Linked DNA regions of Homo sapiens: region 1 is linked to region 2. The links are chromatin loops, found by intact Hi-C in ENCODE. Cell type or tissue: PC-9. All regions are shown on one strand.

Region 1 (4,000 bases), 270 kb before region 2:
AGGATAATGTGACCATTGAGTCACTGAAATGGAACAGAGCACTCCTCTGATTACAGTGACCACTGACCTCCTATGAGGGGTGGAAGCTCTGTGGCTTCCTTTTCGCCAGCAGCAGTCTTCGATACCGCAAGTCACAAGATGTGGCACCAGCATTATATCTTTGGGTCGACTGGGGGAGGCCCCTCCGGCAGTCTCTCAATCAAACATCTCCAGCTCAGAGGACTCTGCTCTGAGATTAAACCACACAAGGTTCTTTCAGCCCGGGGTCTGGGTAAGGGGTCTGGGCAACCACTTCGGGGCTCAGTGGGCATGTGGGGTACACAGGGAAACGTGAGCCCATCTGGGCTGCAGATTCACTAGGACACTCGGATGGACTGTTTTCGTTAGCTCTCAAATGTGCAAATCATGCTTTTCCTGGTGCTTGGCAGGGCAAAGGCTTGGATTTTTTTTTAAAAAGACAACCTGATGGAGATTGGAGCTGGACAGCAAAGAAGACACATTAGTTGGCCAGTCTAGAGAATGCATTCGGAAGGGTTTCAGCACAAGTCCTCTGCTGTTGAGGTTTGCAGCCCTTGCATTGGGTGCCTTTCAGATAGTCTGGACAAAGGCCTCTGGTAGAGCTGACTGCCTATAACAAAATCACTTCAGAATGAGTATGGAGTTCTACAAAATTCACTGTCTCAAGTCAGACCTGCATGGACTCTAAATGACTGATCTTGGCTGCTTGCCTAGACATCTACCTCCAGGACCACCCTGTTAGCAGTTTGGTGTCTACTTGTGGGTTCCAGCCACCAATCACAGCATCGTCCTTCACTGATGGCTGCTTCCCACATCTCTGCCTAAATCTATGTCCCACTCCGAGGCACTCAGCACTGATGCTGATCATTCCTAAATGCAGATTCTAGAGCGACAGTCGCGCAGAATCTCAGATAAGTTATTATTAATAGAAAAGAATTCAATGTGACACCTAGCATACATAGGCTTTGCCACAGTCAGAACAAAGGTCTTGCAGCACATCCGAGGCTTCCCAACACGCAGATGCTCTCTTGGAGCCCTGAGGAAGCTTCCAGAGCTGTGCCGTTTGCTTGCACCCGGGCAGATCCAGATGGCAGCTGATCACTGCAGGGCTCTGTGATCTGTGCGCCAGCTGGTCCGCTCGCTCGGGCAGTTCAAACGGTGCTCTGTGTTTCAGGAGGGACACCCAGGAGGTCACCTTCTTAGCTTTACAGCCACCTGGTGGATCCCTGCTGGAGTGTCCTCCTCAGCGTTGGGCATGGGGGCGGGTGGTGGTCCCTGAAGGACTCTATCCATAGAGCCCTCTTTAGAAGTCTCCACCGCGCTGAGATGTGCCAATGCAAGACTCACAGTCCCCTTAGATTCCTGTTATGATTGCTGTTCTCTTCTTATTTAAATATTTTCACAAACGACTTTGTTGTTTTCCAGCCTAAGACTTTCAGTAAAGCAGACTATCTTTTAATCTAATAACTCAAATTAAGTGAACATTTTAATTTTCATTTAAAAATTTAAATTTTGTTTAAAATTAAATGAAAACCAAATAATATTTACTTTTAAACAAATCAGTGCAGCATGGTTATGAGCCTCAAGTCCTGACCTGCTTCCCCCGGTCTCCCCCTCCCGGAAATGGTAGTCCTGCCTGAATACCGTTTGCCCATCCAAGGGAATCTGTGCCAGATTATGTCTCCAGGGCTGGAGTTTATAGCTCTCCATCACATGGTGTGGCAACTCATGCTTCTTAATCAGAGCATCAAATGAATGAGTCAATGTGGGCTTGCTTTTATTTTCACAAACTGTCTCCCGAGTCAGGCCTGCTCTGAGCTTCGGGGCCTTTCCCTGGCTCCACTCCAATAACTTGAGTAATTTCCTGTGCTGAGGGCCCTTGTGTGCTGAGACTTCTTCTCACATGAGCCACTAGCTTAGATCCTGAACCTATTTCCAGAGTGCTCATTACAGGCGCTTTGGAAGGAGGTCCGAGCTTTGGAATAGGAGACTGAAGTTCTGGCTTGAATTTTGGCTTTGCCCCGAGTAGCTGTGTGACACTGCACAGGTTAATTAACTTCTCTGAGTTTCCATTCCTGCATCTGTAAAACAGGAATCACAAACAGGATGCCAACAGAGGGATGAGCTCAGGCCTCAGAGTCGGACAAAGCTGCATTCAGATGCCAGCTCTGCAGATTGCTAGCTTCGGAATCCCACCAGAGCCTCCGTGGATGGGAGAGCCGATATCTGCCTTCTGGAGTTCTTGTAGAAAGTAAAAGAGATGATGTATGTACCATGCCTGGCACATGGTTAGGCACTGAGGAAATGTTTTTGAAGACTACAAAATAAGGATAAAACACACGATATGTCTACCTCCGTGGATATTTGAAAGGATCACATTAATATACGTGAAAATACACTGTAAACTATAAAATAGTATAAATGTTATTATTTGGATTCTTTTTCTCTCAGATCATTTTACTCTATTTACTCTTTCCAACTTCTTATTTAGAAAATTTTGGCCAGGCGCGGTGGCTCATGCCTGTAATCCCAGCACTTTGGGAGGCCGAGGCAGGCAGATCACGAGGTCAAGAGATCGAGACCTTCCTGGCCAACATGGTGAAACCCCGTCTCTACTAAAAATACAAAAATTAGCTGGGCGTGGTGGTGTGTGCCTGTAGTCCCAGCTACTCGGGAGGCTGAGGCAGGAGAATCGCCTGAACCCAGGAGGCGGAGGTTGCAGTGAGCCGAGATCATGCACTCCAGCCTGGGCAACAGAGTGAGACTCTGTCTCAAAAAATAAATAAATAAATAAAACATAAAATAAAAATTTCATAGCTGAAAAAAGTTGGACTAGTAAACACCCGAATATCCTTTTCCTAGATTCACCAATTATTAATAGTTGCTTCTTTGCTTGCTGTATCTCTATCTCTATTTAGGTACCTATCATCTATGTATAATTTGTTTAAGCATTTGAAAGTAAGTTGCAGATATCATGAGTCGACCCTAAGTACTTCAGCATGTGTCTCTTGAGAATAACAGCATTCTCCTATAGAACAAAGTACTATTATTACCATATTAGTAGGCTTGGGCTGCTATACCAAAATGCCATAGACTGGGTGACCTCAACAGCACACACTTATTTCTCAAAATTCCAGAGGTTGAAGGTGTAATAAGATCAAGGTGTCAGCTGATTCAGTTCCTGGTGAGGGCCCCCTTCCTGGCTTACAGATTGCAAATGGCTGTTGTTGTCGTCGTCGTCGTCTTCGTCGTCGTCGTCGTCGTCGTCGTCGTCGTCGTCGTCGTCGTCTTCTTCTTCTTCTTCTTCTTCTTCTTCTTCTTCTTCTTCTTCTTCTTCTTCTTCTTCTCTCTTCTTCTTCTTCTTCTCTCTTCTTCTTCCTCTTCTTCTTCCTCTTCTTCTTCTATTATTATACTTTAAGTTCTGGAGTACATGTGCAGAATGTGCGGGTTTGTTACATAGGTATACACATGCCATGGTGGTTTGCTGCACCCATCAACCTGTCATCTACATTAGGTATTTCTCCTGATGCTATCCCTCCACTAGCACCCCCGACAGGCCCCGGTGTGTGATGTTCCCCTCCCTATGTCCATGTGTTCTCATTGTTCAGCTCTCACTTATGAGTGAGAACATGTGGTGTTTGGTTTTCTGTTCTTATGTTAGTTTGCTGAGAATGGATGGTTTCCAGCTTCATCCATGTCCCTGCAAAGGCCATGAACTCATTCTTTTTTATGGCTGCATAGTATTCAATGGTGTATATGTGTCACATTGTCTTTATTTAGTCTATCATTGATGGGCATTTGGGTTGGTTTCAAGTCTTTGCTATTGTGAACAGTGCTGCAATAAACATATGTGTGCATGTGTCTTTATAGTAGAACAATTTAAAAATATGGAACGCTTCAGGAATTTGCGTGTCATCCTTGCACAAGGACCGTGCTAATCTTCTCTGTATCCTTCCAATTTTAGTATATGTGCTGCCAAAGC
Region 2 (4,000 bases):
GGTGCTTGTTTATCCCCCCGGCAGCTGTGGGGCTGCATGGCAGGGTACTAGGGGACTGCAGCCTGGTTAAGGAGACCTGATGACTTCAGTCTACACCGTGCATGTGTTTGACGGTGTGTGCGGGGAAGAAGGTGTTACCAGGATGAGAGACAGCGTCAGGCTTGCTCATGCCCAAGGGCAGTGGTGGGCCTGGAGTGTGGGTGTGGAGGTGGCCGAGGAGGGTCGCTCGGTGGATGTGAGTAGAAAATTCCAAAATGTTGACCTCAAGGGAAATAAAGGGGAACTGGCAGTGTTGCCGGCCACTGAATTCTCTCTGGAACAGGGTGAGGTGTAGGTCCAGGGCAAGGCCTTCGTGGGTCTCACACGCTCCCTCCCGCTGTGGCTGAATTTTATCTGATGGAGACAGAGTCACTGGCCTCTTTTGCTGATCTGGACCTCTGGGTGCCCGCGTTCCCGCCACCCAGCCCTGTCTCTGGAAGGCTGTACCCATCAACCTTTCAGTAGGAGTTTGGCGTTTCACTGCCATTCCCCTCCACTTGGTTGACCTTGTAGAATTGTGCCTTTTGGGGACTCTCTCGGGCAGATCTTTCTGTGTGTGCTCCGTGAACACTGCAGCAAGTGTGCCCTCAGCCCCTGCTCTGCCGCGTCCCCGCCTTTTTGGGTTGGCTGTGCTCACTGATGGATGGGTCAGCATCCTCTGAACAAGTTTCTCGTTAGACCCTCTCCTTGTGCTAGGGTTTGTTGCAGTCAATAGTGTCTGAAAGAAGCCAATTGCTGGCCTGGACCCAGGCACGTTTTTATTCATCAGAAATTTTCTTTGTCATGGATTTGCCATTCTAGGGCTCTGCTGATCTCACTGTGATCTTCCTGGTGTTTTTAGTTTTACTGTCCAGTACTGCTCCCCGCCACATTCCTTTTCATTACTGGGTGCTATGGAAGGACTTTTCCAATACAGACATACTGCTGGATGCGATCGATGTGTTCATCGAAGACTGCATGTGAACCTTGCATTTGTGAGGTGTTCATTGACTGCATGTGTGATAAGCACCTGCAATAAATATATGCATCAGATAGTTTAGGCACTGGTGACAGGGAAACAAATAAGATATGGTCATGCACTCCAGAGGAGTCAGAACCTAGAGGGGGTGCATGTGTGAAAACAGCCCACCTACCCTGGATTAGTGCACAGACAGGGAGAGTGTTAGTTCTTTCTGATAGCAGTGCAGAAAGCGTGTGACAACAGAGGGAGTCTTGAGCTGGCCCTGGTGAGCTGAGGCAGGTTTTTCAAGCCAGACAAATGAGAAAGGGCTTTCCAGGCAGGGCGGCCAGCAGGGGCCCAGGGTCATGAAAGAGGAGTGGAGAGAGCAGAAAGGTTGCTCAGAGCCGGGGTGTGAAGGTGAGACTGACCGTGAAGAATGGGGAATCCAGGGCCATTGTCAGGCAGAAGCAGGAAGCAGCAGGCCCCACCTTGGCCGTCTGGCTGTGACTGCCATGTGGGGAAGGTCGGAGGCGTGGGGCAGGAGAGGGAGGACAGGGAGACTGGATAACGCCCAAGGGTGCCCCGGCCCCAGCGTCAGTCGGGGTGGCCGTCTGATTGGAAACAGAGGGCCAGGGAGAGGCTGGTGTCTGGGATCCCAGGGTTTCCAGACTGAGCATGGATGGACGAGGGGTAATGTGACCTGGTTTTGTGAATGAAGCTGGGCAAGTAGAGAGAGGGTGTATGACTTGCCAAGTCAGGAGGTGACATCGAGGGGGCATGTACGTGCAGAGCTGAGCAGAGGTCTGGCTGGACCCAGGTGAAGCCACAGGGGCGAGATTGCCTGGGGTGATCCGAGGTGTGATGACAGCAGGGAGGCCCGCGCCTCCAAGAACACACGGCAAGTTTAGGACAAAACAAATATCCTTCTGTAGGAGGCACACCCTTTCTTACACAGACTTTCATGCATAGGATTCCCTTAAAAGAGACCCTCCCAACCCTGCCCTCTCCCTGGCCCCCTGCCCCTCCTGCCCGCCTCTGCAAAACCACAGCCAACCCGCCACCACCTCGCCTTCCTGGATGACTCATTCTTTCTGCGTTGAAGCAGTTGCATCCTGCCTCTTGTTTATGATTTCTTTGTCCCTCTGATGCTTACGGATTGGCTCGGACGCTGTTAGCACCCGTCTCTTGCTGCAGGCCCACGTCGGGGAATCACAGTGTATCATCCTTCCGTGCGTGGGTCTCTATTCGAGAGGGAGTTTCTGTTCTATGTTTTGCTCAGTTGCCCCCGGTCACTCTTTTCCCACCCCCAAGCACCAGTGGCCTCGAGGCGGAGGGCTGGCCTTGGCCCTGCTTCACAGTAACCGCGGCAGCTTACCCGCGACACCTGCACGGGAGCGGGGCCAAGGCTCACCCCGCCCCTGCCGGGCCTCGCTCGGGTTCTTCCACCCTGCGTTCGCCTCGGACCGCTGTGGTTAGCTGTGAAATGCCCCTGCGGTCTGGTTTTCTCTCCTTTTCCGCACGGTTCTTAGTGTGTTATGTTGCTTTTCCGCACTGTACGTTGGAAGCTCTAGGGCTACGAAAACGCAGGCAGTTGCGGGGGAAGCGAAAAATCCCCGCCCTCATGGAAGTTCTGTTACGGTGGAGGAATCAGACCAATGATAAGAAGTCAGAAAATCAAAAGTAGTTTAAACAAGTACATGAATAAATAAGCATTTAAGATATAGTAAGTGCATGAGAGAAAAATAAAACAAGGCTGGGAGGTAGGGAATTCCGGGGAAGGGGGTGGCTCACATTTTAAATAGGCTGCTTGTGGGAGGACCTGCCATGTTGATCCGAGGTTAAGGTGACCTCCCAAATGAGCTCATCTGATGCACGTGGAGCCAACAGGTGAAAGTGTTGATGGAGTCACAGATTATTTATTTATTTATATTTTTAGGTGGAGTCTTGCTCTGTCACCCAAGTTGGAGTGCAGTGGCGCGATCTCGGCTCACTGCAACCTGCACCTCCCAGGTTCAAGCCATTCTCCTGCCTCAGCCTCCCTAGCGGCTGGGATTACAGGCGCCCGCCACCACGCCAGCTAATTTTTTGTATTTTTAGTAGAGACAGGGTTTCACCATGTTGGCCAGGCTGGTCTAGAACTCCTGACCTCAGGTGATCCGCCTGCCTCGGCCTCCCAAAGTGCTGGGATTACGGGCGTGAGCCACTGTGCCCCGCCGATTATTTATTTAGTTTTAGAGGCAGGGTCTTGCTCTGTTGCCCAGGCTGGTGTGCAGTGATGTGATGGTATTTCATTGCAATCTTGAGCTCCCCAGTTCAAGTGAGCCTTCCACTTCAGTCTCCTAAGTAGCTGGGGCTACAGTTGCCCACCACCATGCCCGGCTAAATTCTTTTAAAACTTTTTGTAGAGATGGGTTCTCACTATGTTGCCCAGGCTGGTCTGGAACTCCTGGCCTCAAGTGATCCTCCCACTTCGGCCTCCCAAAGTGCATAATTACAGGCATCAGCCACTGCACTTGGCCTACAGATTAATTTATGCCCAAGTGCCTTCCTGACAGAATAAGGTGGCTTTCCCCTCCTCTCACCCCTAGCATATAAGAAAGCTACATTAACCAAAAGGAGTATTTGGTAGTGTAACTCAAGGTAGAGGAAGAGACAGAGATTCTTTTTGCAAAATGACACGCAAGAAGCAGCCCCTTCTCACTCCAAAGTGGGCCTCTTCACAGCCTGGCTGTTTTGTGGGTGCTCCACCCATCCAGGGACTGGGGCTGCTGGGCCCAGTGACCTCTGACCTGCCAGGCGCCAAGCGGCAACAAAAGGGAGGGAGAGCTCTGGCCCACCGGGCAATTTGACTCTTCCTGGAGCCCTGCAGGGGGTGGTGGCCCCGAGAGGCTGGATCAGAGACCCTCAGGTCCGAAGGTCTGGTGGGCTAAATGAAGTAGAGAGGCCGCCCTCAACTCCACCCTGCCGGGATTCAGGCGGGCTCAAGGACGCAGCTTGGCAAGGACTGTCTTATGTATTCGC

What was found. Peaks named below come from ENCODE experiments on the same cell type or tissue, not always from the same donor. Only the 100,000 strongest peaks of a DNase experiment are listed, where the experiment ranks them.
Region 1: a loop joins it to region 2, with 2.7 times the contacts of the local background. A loop is called at or near these places in 1 of 110 quality-filtered maps.

Annotation. Positions count from the first base shown.
Region 1 is chr1:235,915,421-235,919,420 of GRCh38, reverse strand. The region is part of intron 2 of LINC02768 (long intergenic non-protein coding RNA 2768); the gene reads left to right. The region is part of intron 2 of LOC105373215 (a long non-coding RNA gene); the gene reads right to left. It also overlaps the pseudogene RNU6-968P. Among named protein-coding and RNA genes, the nearest start is that of LYST, 51 kb to the right of the region's middle. RefSeq lists an enhancer at 693-1,192. In PC-9, no CTCF peak of the experiment used is centred here; a DNase peak (open chromatin) is centred at 1,790; H3K27ac peaks cover 2,664 bases.
Region 2 is chr1:235,640,603-235,644,602 of GRCh38, reverse strand. All of the region lies in intron 1 of GNG4 (G protein subunit gamma 4), which reads left to right. It overlaps LOC124904560 (a long non-coding RNA gene), which reads right to left. Exons shown (of 4, transcript XR_007066960.1): 1 at 2,355-4,000; 2 at 2,133-2,220; 3 at 1,763-1,862; 4 at 772-1,048. Among named protein-coding and RNA genes, the nearest start is that of GNG4, 7.2 kb to the left of the region's middle. In PC-9, no CTCF peak of the experiment used is centred here; DNase peaks (open chromatin) are centred at 1,432, 2,032 and 2,392; H3K4me3 peaks cover 697 bases; H3K27ac peaks cover 1,836 bases.